Linked DNA regions of Mus musculus: region 1 is linked to region 2. The links are chromatin loops, found by intact Hi-C in ENCODE. Cell type or tissue: heart. All regions are shown on one strand.

Region 1 (8,000 bases), 160 kb after region 2:
ACCTTCTTTTCCTCGAATGTGTCAATTTGGGGGTGGGAAATTTTTCAGTGACTGATTAAAAAGGAGAAGACTGTTGTGAGCTTGGGTGGAAAGGTCTGTAGAGGGCTCTGATTTCTCGTGCAAAGCCAGGGTTGAGGATGGGGATAAATATAGAACGCAGTAGAAAGAAGGCCCGGCCCATTTTCCTGGCTCTGTCAGAACAGAGGTAGGAAGGATATGAAGATTTCATAGGAAACCATTTTCATAGAAATCTGGCAATTGAAGCCATATCTTCACAGAAAATGGTCCTTCCTTCTTTTCTTCCGTGTAACTCAGTGTCACAAGAAGAAACCTGAAACCAAGGCCAGAAACAAAGGAGCCAGCCCAGAGTTGGCACTGGCTGGCTAACATCCCCAAAGCAGAGGAGAAAGAGGCAAGCCAGGAATTGTGGATTCCTGGTACCAGCTTTTCTCCTGCCTTGTCTCCAGATCAGGGCACAGCGCCCAGAGCTTTAGAGTCCATTTTTGAAGAACAAACCAGTTGTCAAGAGCATATAGAATTAAGAAATATTCAAGACACGAGGAGACTTCTCTCCTACGAGGAAGATGTGTCTGAGATGTGTAGGAAGAGGTGAGAGACCGAGGGAGGGGAGGGGGATGTGGACAGCCCTGCAGGGAACCCTGAACAGGAAGCTGTGTTCACAACAGCAAAAGAGGAGAAACTACCAATGAGTGTGGGACAGCAAGAGAATCTTAGTAACCATGACATAAGGATAGTCCCGATGGGGGAGCTGGAGGGGACTCCGTAGAAGACCATCAGAGTCAACTAACCTGTACCCTTGGGGGTTCCCAGAGACAACCAAAGGGCATACAAGGGCTGGACCTAGCCGCCCCCAGATGCAGCTTGTTCTTCATGCAGGTCCCAATAACTGGAGCAGGGGCTGTCCCTGACTCTGTTGCCTGCCTGTGAATTCCATTCTCCTAACTGGGCTGCCTTGTCTGGCCTCACTGGGAGAGGATGTGCCTAGTGCTGCAGTGACTTGAGGTCACAGGGTGGGTTGGTACCCAGGGGGGACTCCCCCCCCCTTCTCAGAGGTGAAGGGAGAGGTTGGGGGAAGTGTGGTGTGAGGGGGACTGGGAAGAGAAGGACACTGTGATTGGGATATAAAGTAAATGAGTGAATGAATGAATGAATGAATGAATGAATCGAAAAAATAAAATAAAAGTGAGTTGAAGAAGAGGAGGAAGAGGAAGGAGAGGAGAAGGAGGAAGAAGAAGAGGAGGAATCGATGTACCCAGAGCTGTTAGAAACTTGGGCTATACATGTGAATGATGCTGACTGATAGCTTCATAAGAACTGACAGGGATATACCATGGATACTTTGAGTTATGACTGAAGGGCAGGGGCCCTATCCACACATAAGAGCAGAACCTTGATGGGAAAGGAAGACATAACTGAGAGACAGCCAGGAGGACTGTCCTCACACATCCAGGCTGCCCAACCAAGATCTCCAGAAAGGACCTTAGGCCCATTCGGCTTTGTTTGGATACCAGTAGGGACCATCAATAAACTCAAGGGAGGAAAGGGATAGGATCTGAGGTATGGGACACTCGGCTCTATTCGGACCCTTTTTGGACACGAAGGGAAAGGAAATGGATGTCAGAGGTGTGAGACAAGCCCGCTGCTCCATTGCATCTGAATGGAGATTGAGCAACGGGACCAAGGCAGGGAGTTCATTGATGGGAAGGGTGAAGATGTGTATGAACTAGACAGGGGTGGTGGCAGACACCTATAATCCTAATATTTAGGAAGTAGAAGCAAGGCAATTTTGACCTCAAGTCCAGAATTAGTTATATATCAAGGCTGTTTCTCAAAAAACAAAAACAAACAAAAAAAAACCCAAAAAACAAAAAACTAGGCTGGGAATATGATTCACTTAGAGAGCACTTGCTTAAAATGTATGTTCAAGGCCCTGGGTTCCATCTACAGATTTATTATATATATGAGTACACTGTCTCCGTCTTCAGACACACCAGAAGAAGACATCGGATCCCACTACAGATGGTTGTGAGCTACCATGTGGTTGCTGGGATTTGAATTCAGGACCTCTGGAAGAGCAGCCAGTGCTCTTAGCCGCTGAGCCATCTCTCCTGCCCACATTTTTTTAAATAACAGAGTGAATAGCGCTTGGAAACTGAAAAAAGGGAGCCCCTCTTTTCTGCCTGCCCTGGTGGACATCTGCATGTAGAACCTCAATTCACTGAGACGTGAATGGAAGGATGTCAGCACGGAATTATCACCAGGTATAGGGAGGAGGAGGCTAGACCCAGCCCTAAATGGCTTGGTGTGTGTGGCTAATCTACCTCAAGTATACCCAAATGGAGAGATGGAAATTGCTGTCTGCTAGTCAGGAGAAACACAGGCAGGGAGCAGAAGCAGAATTGCTGAAGTAAAATGAGGAAGGGAGTGACAGGTGAAAATCTGTCATTCACAAAATCTCTTAAACTGGGGCCTGCAGGGATGGCTCAGCAGTTAAGAGCGCTGACTGCTCTTCCAGAGGTGCTGAGTTCAATTCCCAGCAACCACATACACGGTGGCTCACAACCATCTGTAATGGAGTCCAATTAAACAGAGTGACAGTGTACTCCCATACATAAAATAAATAAATCTTTTTTTTTTGAAAAAAAAAAAGAAAGAAAGAAAACCTCTTAAACTGAATGCAAAAGTAAAAGAGGACCCAGGTAGCTTGAGACAGAACTCTGGAGGCACACAGAAGACCAACAGAAAAAAGAAGAAAAATCCTCAACAGAGATTGAGAAGAGGCGAGAGATCTCTTCTCTATGATGTCATGGAAACCAAGCAAGCAAGGACCTTCACGTGACAAATGCTAAAAGATGACAAGTGTCCACTGACCACAAGGATGCTTAGGACATACCTTCTCTGCTCTAGCTAATCTGGGATTAACTGGATATCCAGACACCACGGCCTAGTCATGGGAACGTGCAAGCTAACTCAGAACAGGTGCTTGGAGATGTCTGTGGAGCGCCCTAGTGAAACCCGAAGACCCCACACCTCTCATTCCTCTTCCCCTTGGCCTGCCTCCTTCAATGCCTTCCTACTTCCCCCTTCTCAATTCTCCTTCCTTGATGACTGTGATGGTTTGTATATCCTTGGACCAGGGTGTGGCATCATCTGAAGGTGTGGCCTTGTTGGAATAGGTGTGACCTGGTTGGAATGGGTGTGTCACTGTGGGTGTGGGTATAAGATCCTCACCCTAGTTGCTTGGAAGTCAGTCTTCCACTAGCAGCCTTTGGATGAAGACATAGAACTCTCAGCTCCTCCTGTGCCATGCCTGCCTGGATACTGCCATGCTCCCACCTTGATGATAATGGACTGAACCTCTGAACCTGTAAGCCAGCCCCAATTAAATGTTGTTTTTTATAAGACTTGCCTTGGTCATGGTGTCTGTTCACAGCAGTAAAACTCTGACTAATACAATGACCTGTGTGTCTTTCTTCCTGTGGTTTCTTCCAGCATGTAAGGGTTCTTACCCTGGGAGACAACCAAGGAGAGACTATGAGCACATTGACCCCTGGAAAATTCTCACGGGGGAGGCCATCAGGAGGAAAGATTTGTCAGGGTCCCTAAGTAACATCAGTTAGAAGCCTGAGCCAGTACCCAAGCCTCTTTGGCAATCAGTACTGTTTCTTCTATCCACGGTGCAGAAATACTCAAGAAGTTCCCCCAAAAGGGCCTGGTGCGGAAACCCATCCTGATCACTCACCTGCAGGGCCCTGATCTCTGCACTCCTCCTGCAGGCAAAGAATCCAGGTCGGGATTTCAGTACTTCATCTTGGCTGTCTTGATTGGATCTAGAACCAACAAGGAGGCACACGTTTGGGCTGGTGTGTGAGGCTGTTGAAAGGATAACTTGAGAGGAACGATTCCCCACCCCCCACCCCCCAGCAGGCTGCAGTTCCACCAGGGACCAGGATGTAAGAAAGGCGCTGCCCTCACCAGCCTGCATTTGCTCTTTGCTGTGGAGTCTCACCCCTGCTACCTCTTGCTGACACCAGAGCTCACCTTCTTCATCCTTCCGATGTAGACGGGAGATGAAGGATTTCTCCAGGAAATCTCCAGGCTTTTGGGACCATACAGGGACAGTCTACATTCTCGTGGAATGGGAGAGTCACTGCGTTCCCAGTTTCTCCATCGTTGGACCATGCAATCTGAGATATGTGGGACAACGTAATAAATTCCCATGGGATGTGTATTCATCCTACTGTTTTGCTCATCTCAGGAAGCCTAATAAATACAGGGACCAAATGCCTAACATCAAAATCCAGAGAGGGGGTGGGGCCAGCGTGACACCATGTCCAGTTATATTCAAAGAGTTGCAATGCTAAGTTCTCATTTGGAAGGCTTTATCCTGGCCTGTACCCTCCTGAGCCACTAGAGTCAAAAGCTGCCCACTCCACCCCCCTTTGCCTCTCTTATTTCAATAAACATTTATGAACATTTTCTGATGCCAGACACTGCAATCAATATATATATATATATATATATATATATATATATATATATATATAAACAAATATATATATATATATCAATATATATATAAACAAAGATGACTAATTAAAGTCTCAGGCTTCAGGCACTCCCATACCAGGGGAAGACACAGCCTGTGTGGCCTGTGGCATGGGTAGGCTTTGACAGGAGGCAAGCAGGATGAATATCCTGCTCCTGGGAATGTGATGGCTTCCCATTCACTAACACCTTCATCTAACGCTTCCAATTATTACCCATCCAGCGGAGACAAGGTGTCCCATCAAAACGAAGCCATTCTTAGACAGTGAGACCCAGGCTAGAGTCAGTCTCTTGCACAGTTTATGGAATGATTTCTTTTCTTAGAAGTTTTTTAGTTTCAACCACTAGAGGGCGCCAACCAACCCTCAATGGGTTCAAATTGGCCACATCGTGAAGTGGCCTCAACACTCAGGAGGCTAGGCGATCCGTGACCGTATTGATAACTTTCATCTTATCTCAAAGAGAGTCTTGCAGCTCAGGCAAGCTTTAAATTGACCGCACAGATTTTACTCTTGACTCAGGAAGAACTGAAGAAAGGTCATAAGGAGTCAGTCAGGCTAACGTAAAGAAAGGACAGCAACAATGGCTGTAGTAATAGACATTAGAACCAAATGGCACAAAAGACTCAAAAACAGAACCTTTTGCCAATTATCCTGTCAATTCATAACTGCAACATAACCTTTAATTAGTTACAAATCACTGTATAGTAATGGTATCAAATAAATAGAGTCACAGACCTATATACCAGAATTGCCTGAGGGCTTTGCTTTAAAGCTATAGACTCCAGTGCATCACAGTTTTCTGTTTTCTGTTTTGTTTTGTTTTGTTTTGTTTTGTTTTGTTTTGTTTTGATACAAGGTCTCAGTCTGAATTTCAGGATGGCCTTGAACTTGAGATCCTGCCCCTTCCATACCGTAAGTGCTGTGGATACAGGTATGGGCCACCATACCCAGCAAAGGTTCTTTTTTAACCATGAGTTTGTGGTAGAATGCAGGACTAATACTTCCAGAAGTTTTATGATCGCCAAGAGTTCAGATGCCATGGCCTGATCATCAAAGCATGAGAAATATGCTTCATTTTTCTTTCCTGTATGAGCTGGTGTGTGTGTGTGTGTGTGTGTGTGTGTGTGTGTGTGTGTGTGTGTGTATGTGTGTGTGTGTGTATGTGTGTGTGTGTGTATGTGTGTGTGTTTGTGTGTGTGTGTGTGTGTGTGTGTGTGTGTGTGTGTGTGTGTGTGTAAGCTTCTCAGTCTATAGAACCTGCCTCTATGGGAGGTGTCACATGTCGCTGATCTTTAGCCTCATCTTTACGGAAGAGATCACTTGACCTTTACTGAGTTTTAATGTAGTCATATTTTAAGCTTTATTGTGCGCATGAGCTTGAGTTAATTATCACCAGGAAAAATTTCACCAGATTTTTCTGGGCTTGAATATGCCTAAAATAAACTACTTGGGGGGTCAGACTCCCCATGTTTGTACAAACACCACCAATTGAGTCTTGTTGAACCAAACTACCTTCTTGCCTCCCTTCCCCATGGGTCATCATTCTGCTGGCTGTGGTGGTCAGAGACTCCCCCACATCTCCTGGTTACTTCCTGATTGCTACAATCAAATACCTGACAAGAAGAAATTTAAGGGAGGGAGGTTTGGTTGTGGGTTACAGTGTGAGGAGATTCAGCGCTTCAAGGCAGAGAGGACATAGCAGGAGTGGAGGCGACTGGTCACATTGTATCTGTGTCGCTTCAAGGCAGAGAGGACATAGCAGGAGTGGAGGCGACTGGTCACATTGTATCTGTGTTGCCAGACAGAGAAACAGATAAACAGGGATGCTCCCCTCACTTTTTATTTAGTCCAGAAGTGATACCGAGCATATATAGCATAGGTATTTCTACCTCATTAACTCAATCGAGAAACTCCCTCCTAGATGTGTCCAGAGGCGTGAGGTTGAGATGCCTCAAGTCAAAAGTATTTACCATCATAGTACAGAGAGAGGGAAAATGCTGTGTAGCGGTAGTTAGTTAAACCACTTTGTGCTCCTGGTGGGCCTTTGCTTCCAGCCACCCTCCAGAGTCCTCTGAATTTGCAAATGAAACACACACACACACACACACACACACTCTCTCTCTCGTTAATTTTAATATGCCTTGACTAGCTCAAAGCCTGGGCAGTTCTAATCCTTCCCACTGTTAGCAAACACTCCCACCAGTACTCTCGAGTTAGCATCTTTTATTTCATCTATATTTCATCTCTGCTTCCCCAAACACAACTGGAGAAGTGGCCTGTGTGCCCACTTTCCCTGATTCTCACATGTCAGCTGGCCTTTAGGACTGGTCTTCCTTCTTCCCTTTCATGGCTTTCTCTCCTCCCTTCCTCTCTTCTAGTTCCTAACCTGTGCAAATCCAAAGGTCCCGCCTCAGTCTGCCTGCCCAGCCACTGTCTGTTGACTCTATTGATCAATCAAAAACCAATTGGAGAAAAGGACCTTCAGCGTTTAGACACGCAGATTCCCGTTTTGGGAGGGGGGGGTTGGATTAATTCAGAGCATTAGAACCGGTCCCCAATGATGCTTTATCAGTGTGTAATCTTCCAGGCATCCTATGGGGAAATACTTGATCTAACTCAGGCTTCAAGATGGATGAGCAGAAAGACGCTTGCAATGTGCACTCAGCAGTGGAACAGCATCTACATATTGAAGAAGGAGAGGGGAGGTGTGGAGTCTTTCTGAGAGCCTTGAAGGAGAGAGCAGGTCTGCTGATATCTTGATTTTAGATTTAGTAGCACCCGTACTGTAAGAATAAATTCCCATTGTCTTAAATTCCCAAGCTGATGGTCACCTATTATGAAGCCCGGAAGAGGAAAATAGTCTCTCTTAAGGACTTAGGCCACATCTCCTTCTGGAAGTCTCCCTGTAAGCCACATCTCATTGGCTTTTTATCATTCCGTGTCTAAGTCACTCTCTATATTTCTTAAAGATAGCAACCCGTTCTGTCTCCACTGTGACACCAGTGCCATTCTGAGAATTTATTAAGTGCATCCCCTGTGGTCCAGATACTGCGTAGCATCACACATGGCTATGTAGAGCAGTAGAGCAGTGGTTCTCAACCTGTGGGTCATGATGCTTTTGGAGTCAAAGGGCCCATTCACAGAGGTCGCATATCAGATATTTTCATTACAACTTAGAACAGTAGCAAAATTACAGTTATGAAGTAGCAACAAAATGATTTTGTGATTGGGAGTCACCAGGACATGAGGAACTGTCGTAAAGGGTCCCAGCATAAGAACAACGACTGACATGGAGTCATGGCAACATGGAGTCATGGCAACAAGCCCTGGAGGTAGGCACATCCATTGCTGCTTTATAGAGCCAGAAACCAAGGCCCAGAGGCTTGCCAAAGGCTGTTCAGTGAACAGAGAGAACGTGTATTCAAATCC
Region 2 (8,000 bases):
GAGGCAGTTCAAGGGCGGACCGAGGCCTCTTACTTTTTAATTCTCACACTGACCTATGCTGAATCAATCAAGCTCTTATCTCTCGGAACTCAGGTGTTATGGAGAGAAAATTCATGGCTGAGTATAAATGAGACAAAGAAAAAGTCAAGGAACTTTCCAAGCCTGAGAAATCTACTCCAGAGGGACATAAGAGGAGCACTTGAAAAAGCACAGGCCCCGACACCAGGCAGCCAAGACTCAAATCCTGCCTTGGGTGACTTAATTGCCAAATGGCACTGAGAAGTGGTTCTCAACCTATGGACCAGGACCCCCCTCTTAGGGTCAAACTACCCTTTCACAGGGGTCGCCTAAGACCACAGAAAACACAGACATCTACATTATAATTTATAACAGTAGCAGAATTACAGTTATGCAGTAGCAATGCAAACACTTTTATGCTTGGTGGGGGAGGGGGATCCCCACAACATGAGGAGCTGTATTAAAGGGTGGCAGCATCAGGAAGGCTGAGAGCCACTGTCATAGTCTAAAAGTAAGACCTGCCTCACAGGGCTCCTGAGGGACCATGTGAAAGCTCCCAGAACAGAACCTCTACTGCATCCCTGAGATGAGGGACAGGTGACAATGTAATCCTGTTGCAGCTTCCTCTTCATTCTGCTTAATCAACGGTGTTCTAACCTCCTGCCTACAGACATTTCGCCTCCAACAAACCTGAGTGCAGAGAGCCAAGTTTCTACAGCAGCCAAAACCCTGCAAATGCATAGATAATGCATTTATCAGAAGTCGCACCCCAAATGTGGAAATGTTCTAAGAGGCAAACCACACTTTTCTGATGCTCTAACTTCTTTCCATGTATCGTTCCAAACCATGAAATCGTTATTTCAACAGCTTTTCACTAAAATACACGGACCCAAAAGTCCAGTAAAACCAACTCAGTAATTTTTAAGTAACTTACAAAATCATGAGAGCTTTTTTAAAAAAAAGATATGTTTAATTTTAAACATGTTTTGTCTTAATTAGAGAAGAGAGCTTGGTAAACTGTTCTGAAATAAACAACAAACAGAGAGTAATGAATAAATTAAAAGTAGTCATCTTCAAAATATGTTAACAAATCTGAGGAGATCACCTACATAACTGAGGTGATTAAAAATGAATCGTCAGTCTGGAGAGATGGCTCAGCAGGTAAGAGCATCGATCAGTTGCTCTTCCAGAGGACCTGAGTTCAATTCCCAGCATCCACAAGGCAGCCCCCAACCATCAGTAATTCCAGTCCCAAAGGATTCAAAGCCCCTCTTCTAAGACTCTGAAGCCACTGCATGCATGTGGTATACAGACATATATGAAGACAGAATATCCAGACATATAAAATAAAAATAAAGGTTAATTTTAAAAAATGAATTGTCAAAATGTTCAACTTCAAATGATATTATACGCCTTAAAATTATTTTTCAATTTGCTTATAAAACAACTGGAAGAAAATAAACTCAAATGTAATCTCTTGAAGATATTTCACGTCTATGTGTCCTGGTTTTTTATGACAAGTATATATTACTTTTATAATATGAAAAAGGAAAATTATAATTTAGATATTTAGACAGCTTTCATATTTTTTTGCTTACAATTTGAAGACTAGCAAATAATTCAGAAAGAGAACTACCCTGGCTTCTATGTGCATTAAACCACTGGGTTTGAGATTTTAGACTTAAGATATGGGGCACATGCTGTTCCCCACCCAGCAGGCTCCCACTATCCTAAGGGAATACAGCCCTTACAAACCTCTAGGCTAAAGTGGCACCCCTCCTAGCCAGTCAAGACACAAGGAAAGGACCACTCGACTGTAATCTCTAGCTTTCCTCCTTACCTTCACTCCTCCAAGTTTACAACTGACAAATAGGACTGCCTCCAAAGGTTAAGAAATTATAAACATCAGGATGGACAAAGCACAAAAATTAACTTATTCATGTGGTAATTTTCTTTCCCTTGGCCATATTACTGGTTACCCTGGGGTTTCACAAACTGAGATTCCTCGGGAGCCGACACTCTTGGAGTTTTGTGAAGAGGAGAATCGCAGTGCACCACCACAAACACTGCTCAAACTGCCTTTCTCTTCAGTTCAGCTACTACTTTAGGCCTTGCATGTCTTTCAAGCTCTCAGAAGCCCCTCAGAGTACCAGGATGCGGAAACCTAAACTCAAGCACAGAGCAGCTTTGGAACGCCTCTGTGCACTGAGAACGGCCCTCCAGGCACCAGTGCCAAAGGTACATCAAGACCCTCAAGTGCGTGTCTAACCACTAAATTGGACTGAAGACCTTCACTAAGGGACTCGGGCACCTTAAGCTATCTGGGCAGAACAGTCAGGCTTAAAGAGGGTTCAAGAGACTCACAGCTGGGGGCTGCCTTAAAGCCCATTCTTTCCATTTTGCAGCAGGAATGCTGTGCACACTGCATCGTGTAAACAAGCCTGCCCGTAAAACATTTCTAACAGTGTGACTCAAGTTGAATTTAGTTGTAAGAAACAGTGCATGGCAAGCTTACCCATCAAATGAAACTGAGCTTACAAACTAAATGACTCTAAAAAGAATGAGGATAAACGTCTAGAAGTTAGGGTAGGCATCCCACAGTCTAAGAACAACAGCAAGGCCAGCAAGGCCGTAGGGAGAAAGACACAATCTCTACAGGTAAATGACTCAACCACCAGATCTTACTCCAAACATGGAATTCCACAGTTCTAGATAGCCATATCCAAACTAAAGATGTGCTAAAGACATTAATTCACAACACTGTGACATGTTGGCTTGCATTTGGTGACTTCACATTTAACTCAGGAACTGAGTAGCTGAAAAGTACCTGTATGGTATAAATAGATAACCTGTCCCCACTGTGCCAGATGCCACGCATGTTAAATGTCAAAATTTCCAAGGCCTCATGATTTCAGTCAGGCTGTAATAATAATAAAACACTGATAAAATATAAATAACAGAGACAGGAAGGAAACATGTGAAAATGCTTAGAATCACGAATGGGGAGGGGTTTTTTGTTTTTGTTTTAAGTTTTGTCTGTTTACTGTAAATTTAGAAGAGGTAAGTGAATAAGGTGTGTTGCTTTTTTTCTTTTTTTTTTTTTTACCTTCTCCAGTCATATAATTTTAGCTCAAGATCTCAATGCAGACCTTTTACAAAGAACCAGCCTCCCACCACAAAGGGATTTCCTTCAGCTGAACTACAAGAAAAAACATCTCCCAGGATCCGGCCCTGTCTGTTTTCTGTTGTCACACCTCACCACATTGCTCCAAACCGATGGTTCCTTTCCGTTGCTCCCATTCTTAACCTTGCCCATTGCAGACCTTCAGTTCTTAACTTTGGTGAACTAGAAGGGTTTGGATGATTTCTGAGTTACGCTAATAATTTTCATTGGGCTAACCACAGATTACGTTTTGAAACGTGTATCCCAGAAACATAATCAAATGTCAAGTCCTTAAAGGGAAGACTAGAGATGGATACTCACAGTTCCAAGAGGAAGCATTTTCATAACGGCCATTCTTAACTAGGTTCCATAACCATGAGCTTGAGCGGTGTGGCAAGATGGTCTGTAAGCTCGGGCATAGTGCAGTGATTAGATGGAGCTGCCTTCTCTAGATTCTAATCCATGTGATCTTTTAAGTCCTGTATCAGCACTCGGGGTCTACGTTTCAAGGTGATAAATATCATTTTTGCTCCCTAATTTAAAAAAAAATTAAAAGCCAGATTGCCTTAAATCAATGACTCCATCACCACTGTGTGTAGTGGCTCTGGGAGCTCCTCTTGGAGACACCGCGAGAATTTCTACTTATGACATCGGGCTCTGAGCGCTGCTTCTGACCCTCCTCGAACGCTCGGCGCAGGGGCACGTCACAGAGCGGCACCGGGACAGTCCGTGTCCACGCGCGGTGAGTGCGCGCCTCACAATCCCCGCCTCTGGGGGTACGAGGGATGCGGTGGCGGAGACGCCAGGGTCCCCAGCAAGCAGGACCACCTCTCGGCACCTGAGCCGGGGAGGGAAGGTCCCAGCCGCCACACCAGCCAGGGACCGTGCAGAGAGGAACCTCTTGACTCCGCGGTGCACCAGCCCCGCGCGCGCACGGCCCGCGGGGGAACCCGGGCTCCGGCACCGGAAGCGGCGGCCGCCGGAGCGGCCCCAGAGCCTCCCGAAGCCGAGGGAAACGAGGCCGTGGAGCCCAGGCCGGAAAAGCGGAACGTCCCGCAGAGCCGCGGGGAGGTTCTCCCGTCTCGGCCCGGCTAGGGTCGCCTTGGCCGACTCGCGGCCCTTCGCGGCTGGCGCACTCACCTCCTCCGCTGCCCGGGCTGCTCCACAGGCGGCTGTCACTGCAATCCACGAACTGCCCCGCGCCGGGTTGCGATGCTATTTAAGGAGTCGCGGCCGCAGCTGCTCTCTTGGCTGCGCCACCGGCGTTGCAGCAGCAGCAGCAGGGCCGGGCGGCTGGTAGTGCGCGTGCCGTGCCACGCCGCCCCGCCCCGTCCGCAGGCTCCTCCCCGCCCCATCTCTTAGCGCGCCCACTCCCCCTCGCCAGCTCCTCCCCTCCTGTCGCACAGGTCGAGGCTGTCCCGCCCCATCACACCCACCGCTCCTCTCAGGTCCCGCCCCATCGGCGCCATTCCCGCCTCCCAAGCCCCGCCCTATCTGGGCTGATCCAAGCCCCTCAGACCCGCGGTGCCTCTCAGGCCACGCCCACCAGCTCCAGTCCTTCCCCTCCGGCCGCGCCTCCTCGGTCTTTTGCCCCGCCCCTTAAGGCCCAGTCCTCCTTCAGGTCCCGCCCAGTCCTGCTGACTCCGCCTCTCCCTCCAAAGCCGCAAGGTGGGCGTGGCCTCCCTCAGGTCCATGAGCATGGCTGTCAGCAAGCAAAAGCCACTAAGGTCACCCAAACTGCCCTCTAGTTTCACAACGAATCTGAGGTAGGGCAAAGGGTAAATCTGGAAGTCTCCTGAACCCTGATAATGTGATGCTATGGAATGTTGCAGGTGCCCTTTAGCTCTTCCATCCTTAACATTCTTCCACAGCTGACACCTTGGCATAGCCTCTCTGCTTGCTTCTCTGCTTGGAGGGACCACGGTAGCTGAAGAAGTCCCATCTTTCTTTAGCACAGATATACACGAACCCCTTTAATCCAGTTTCACCACGGTCCCCACACCAAGTTTCGCCACAGTCCTTGGCTAGGAATACAGGACTTCCGCAATATCCTGGCCATGAGGCATCTCTGGACAACCCAGGCCCCTGTGTGGTTCAAGTGAAAAGCAGACTTAGTCGTTGCTCAAGGACGGTGTCCACCTGCCAAGTTTTAAAGGCTTGTCTGCCCTGCTCAGCCTTGGCTCTGTAGACTTGACAAATCCCTTGGGAAAACCTTTTAAGGGCTACCAACGGCCAATGCAAGGCCAGTAGGATGGCTCACTGGGTTAAAGCCCATGCCTGTCACAAAGCCTGAAGTGCAATTCTCAATCCTCAGGACTGTGAGTTACCATGTGCGCATGTAACCCTTCTTCAAACGTCATTTTAAAAAATCTTAAAGATACCCCAAAGCTTTAAGATAATCTTTTAAAAGGTTAAATACTAGAGCCATCACTGTTGCTCAGTGTCCAGAACTGGTCAGTGTGGTTAAGGTAAGATGTAGATCATGCTAACATTTTGAATGGGAAAAAAAAAAGGTCAATATAATTGTTGCCAGGTTCACCTCATGCTATTGCATGAAGACAGTCATCCAGGTACAGGAGGGTTTGCTCCCAGCATTAGATGGAAGTCTTTCTAATATTGCCTTAAATTTGAGGGACAATTATTGCCAGAACACCTCTAATAACATATCATTTACTAGGTGACACTGTTAATCAACTATAATGTCCATAACCCTATGAGGTGGTACCACCTTTGGTCCTCTTCTGTAGAACAGGAAACTGAAGGGCAGAGTCAGGTATAAGAAAGGGCATGGCCGCCGGGCAGTGGTGGCGCACGCCTTTAATCCCAGCACTTGGAGGCAGAGGCAGGCAGATTTCTGAGTTTGAGGCCAACCTGGTCTACAGAGTGAGTTCCAGGACAGCCAGGGCTACACAGAGAAGCCCTGTCTCGGGGGAAAGAAAAGGGGGTGGGGGGGACCATTCTTAGAATTCAAGATCATCTGCTTCTAAACCATGGCCTTTATAACCACAGAGGCCTCCCCTACCCTCTTGGGAGATGATTCATTCCCTCTAGTCACAAGTATACTCAAGCTGACTCATCAAGGAATAAGGACTTTTCCTGGGTGTCTCTGGCCTTCCTCCTGTGGAGTCTGAGGCTCCTTGTCCAATGTTGGTGAGGCAATCCTCACACAAACAGCTGCCATATCAGCGCTGCTTAATCTAGGGGGGTCACAACCCCTTTGGGGAGGCGGGGGAGGGATTGAATGACCCTTTCTCAGGGGCCGCCTAAGACCATTGGAAAAACAGATATTTACAATTCATAGCAGTAGCAAAATTGTAGTTATGACACAGCAATGAAAATTTTATGGTTGGGGACCACCACAATATGAGGAGCTATATTAAAGCATGGCAGCATTAGGAAGGTTGAAAAACACTATAGCAACCGAGTCTTCTAGGTCCTTGAGATTACTATCTTCCAGGTCTATAAGACTTTATTGTCTATAAGGAGAAAGAGACTCCATTCATTTTCAGTTGACTACATCTTGGCTTCTTTGAGTCTCTCTTCACCTGCAATATTACTCATTTTTCTCCTCTCCTTTTTATTTTTTTGTTAACATAAATTCATTTATTGCAGGTTAGGTAAATCTTGAACAGTAATGCTCCTACTGGTCTTTGAGTTAGTCCCTTCAGTCTTCAGATGGCAGACCTGACTGAGACAGAAGATATATTGTAAAACCCAGGCCCCCTGCCAGCCACTGTTTACATGGACAAACCACGATGCCAGGTGCCAATGGCTTATCTTTTCACCTTGGTCTTGCCACAGAAGGAGCAAGTGTGTTTGGCATGCTTCCTCATTTTCAGGAGGAAGGCGCTATGGTGGGTCCCATATATCTCTGTGCATTTAGCCATGTCACTGGAAGCTAAGCCCATGCCTTATCTAATCTTCAGCCCAGGGCTACCTTAGGCATTTTCTAGGTTCTGTAGTACAATCCTTTTCTAGTACCATGCAACCACACACCAGAAATGAGGTGATTTCAAGAAAAGAAATATGTAGTCCCACTGTTTGGGTGACTTACAAGAGTGAGGTGTCAAGATTTGTTCCTGAGGTCTGCAAAGGAAAGGACTCTTCCAGGTCTCTCTTGGACTTGCAAACATCTGTCTTGGCCCCTTGCCTTTCTATGCCATACTCCCAGTGTCTCCTCCCCCAACCGTCCTTTCCAGTGTGTGGTCTAAATCTCTAAGGGGCACAGTCATATGCATGAGTGCCCAACCTAAGGCCCTAAATTTTAACTTGATAGTCTCCATTAAGATGTCATTCTCCAACACAGGAAGGGTTACCTGTTGGCAGTTGACAGGGAGCCTCTTGCCTCATCACATCCCACGGTAAGACATTCATCCCCAAGTTAGATATCTCAAGTTGGATCCAAGCCCTGTATCGTCATCAGTGTTCTATTGGTGTGAAGAGACACCATCACCATGGCAACTTTTAGAAAGGAAATCATTTAACTGGGGCTGGCTTATAGGTTCAGAGGTTTAGTCCATTGTCATCATGGCAGGAAACATAGAGGCAGGAAGGCAGACGTGGTGCCGGAGAGGTAGCTGAGAGTTCTGGATCAGTAGGCAGCAAGAAGAGAGAGATCCACTGGGCATGGCTTGAGCCCATAGGGGCATTCCTATTTAGACCTATTTAGATCCTGATGCAGGGATATTACATTTTGTAGAGCCAAGCATAGAGGAGTCAATTGGGAGATTTCTCTATGGAAGCTAGAGTCTCTTCTCTGTTGCTTAGCCTCTGTTCCATTTGACCTGATTTTTTAAAAAATGTGGCTAACTCCAGCTAT

What was found. Peaks named below come from ENCODE experiments on the same cell type or tissue, not always from the same donor. Only the 100,000 strongest peaks of a DNase experiment are listed, where the experiment ranks them.
Region 1: a loop joins it to region 2, with 2.1 times the contacts of the local background. A loop is called at or near these places in 2 of 42 quality-filtered maps.

The regions. Positions count from the first base shown.
Region 1 is chr8:46,302,862-46,310,861 of GRCm38, reverse strand. Gm39168 (a long non-coding RNA gene) reads right to left here. Exons shown (of 4, transcript XR_001778549.1): 2 at 4,063-4,208; 3 at 3,764-3,851. Among named protein-coding and RNA genes, the nearest start is that of Gm39168, 5.2 kb to the right of the region's middle. In heart, a CTCF peak has its summit at 4,914 (motif pointing right); no DNase peak of the experiment used is centred here; H3K27me3 peaks cover 248 bases.
Region 2 is chr8:46,467,552-46,475,551 of GRCm38, reverse strand. It overlaps Acsl1 (acyl-CoA synthetase long-chain family member 1), which reads right to left and starts at 4,515. Exons shown (of 21, transcript NM_007981.4): 1 at 4,322-4,515. Gm31050 (a long non-coding RNA gene) reads left to right here and starts at 4,502. Exons shown (of 2, transcript XR_378936.3): 1 at 4,502-4,947; 2 at 5,053-5,561. In heart, no CTCF peak of the experiment used is centred here; DNase peaks (open chromatin) are centred at 3,961, 4,681 and 5,231; H3K4me3 peaks cover 1,890 bases; H3K27ac peaks cover 1,146 bases.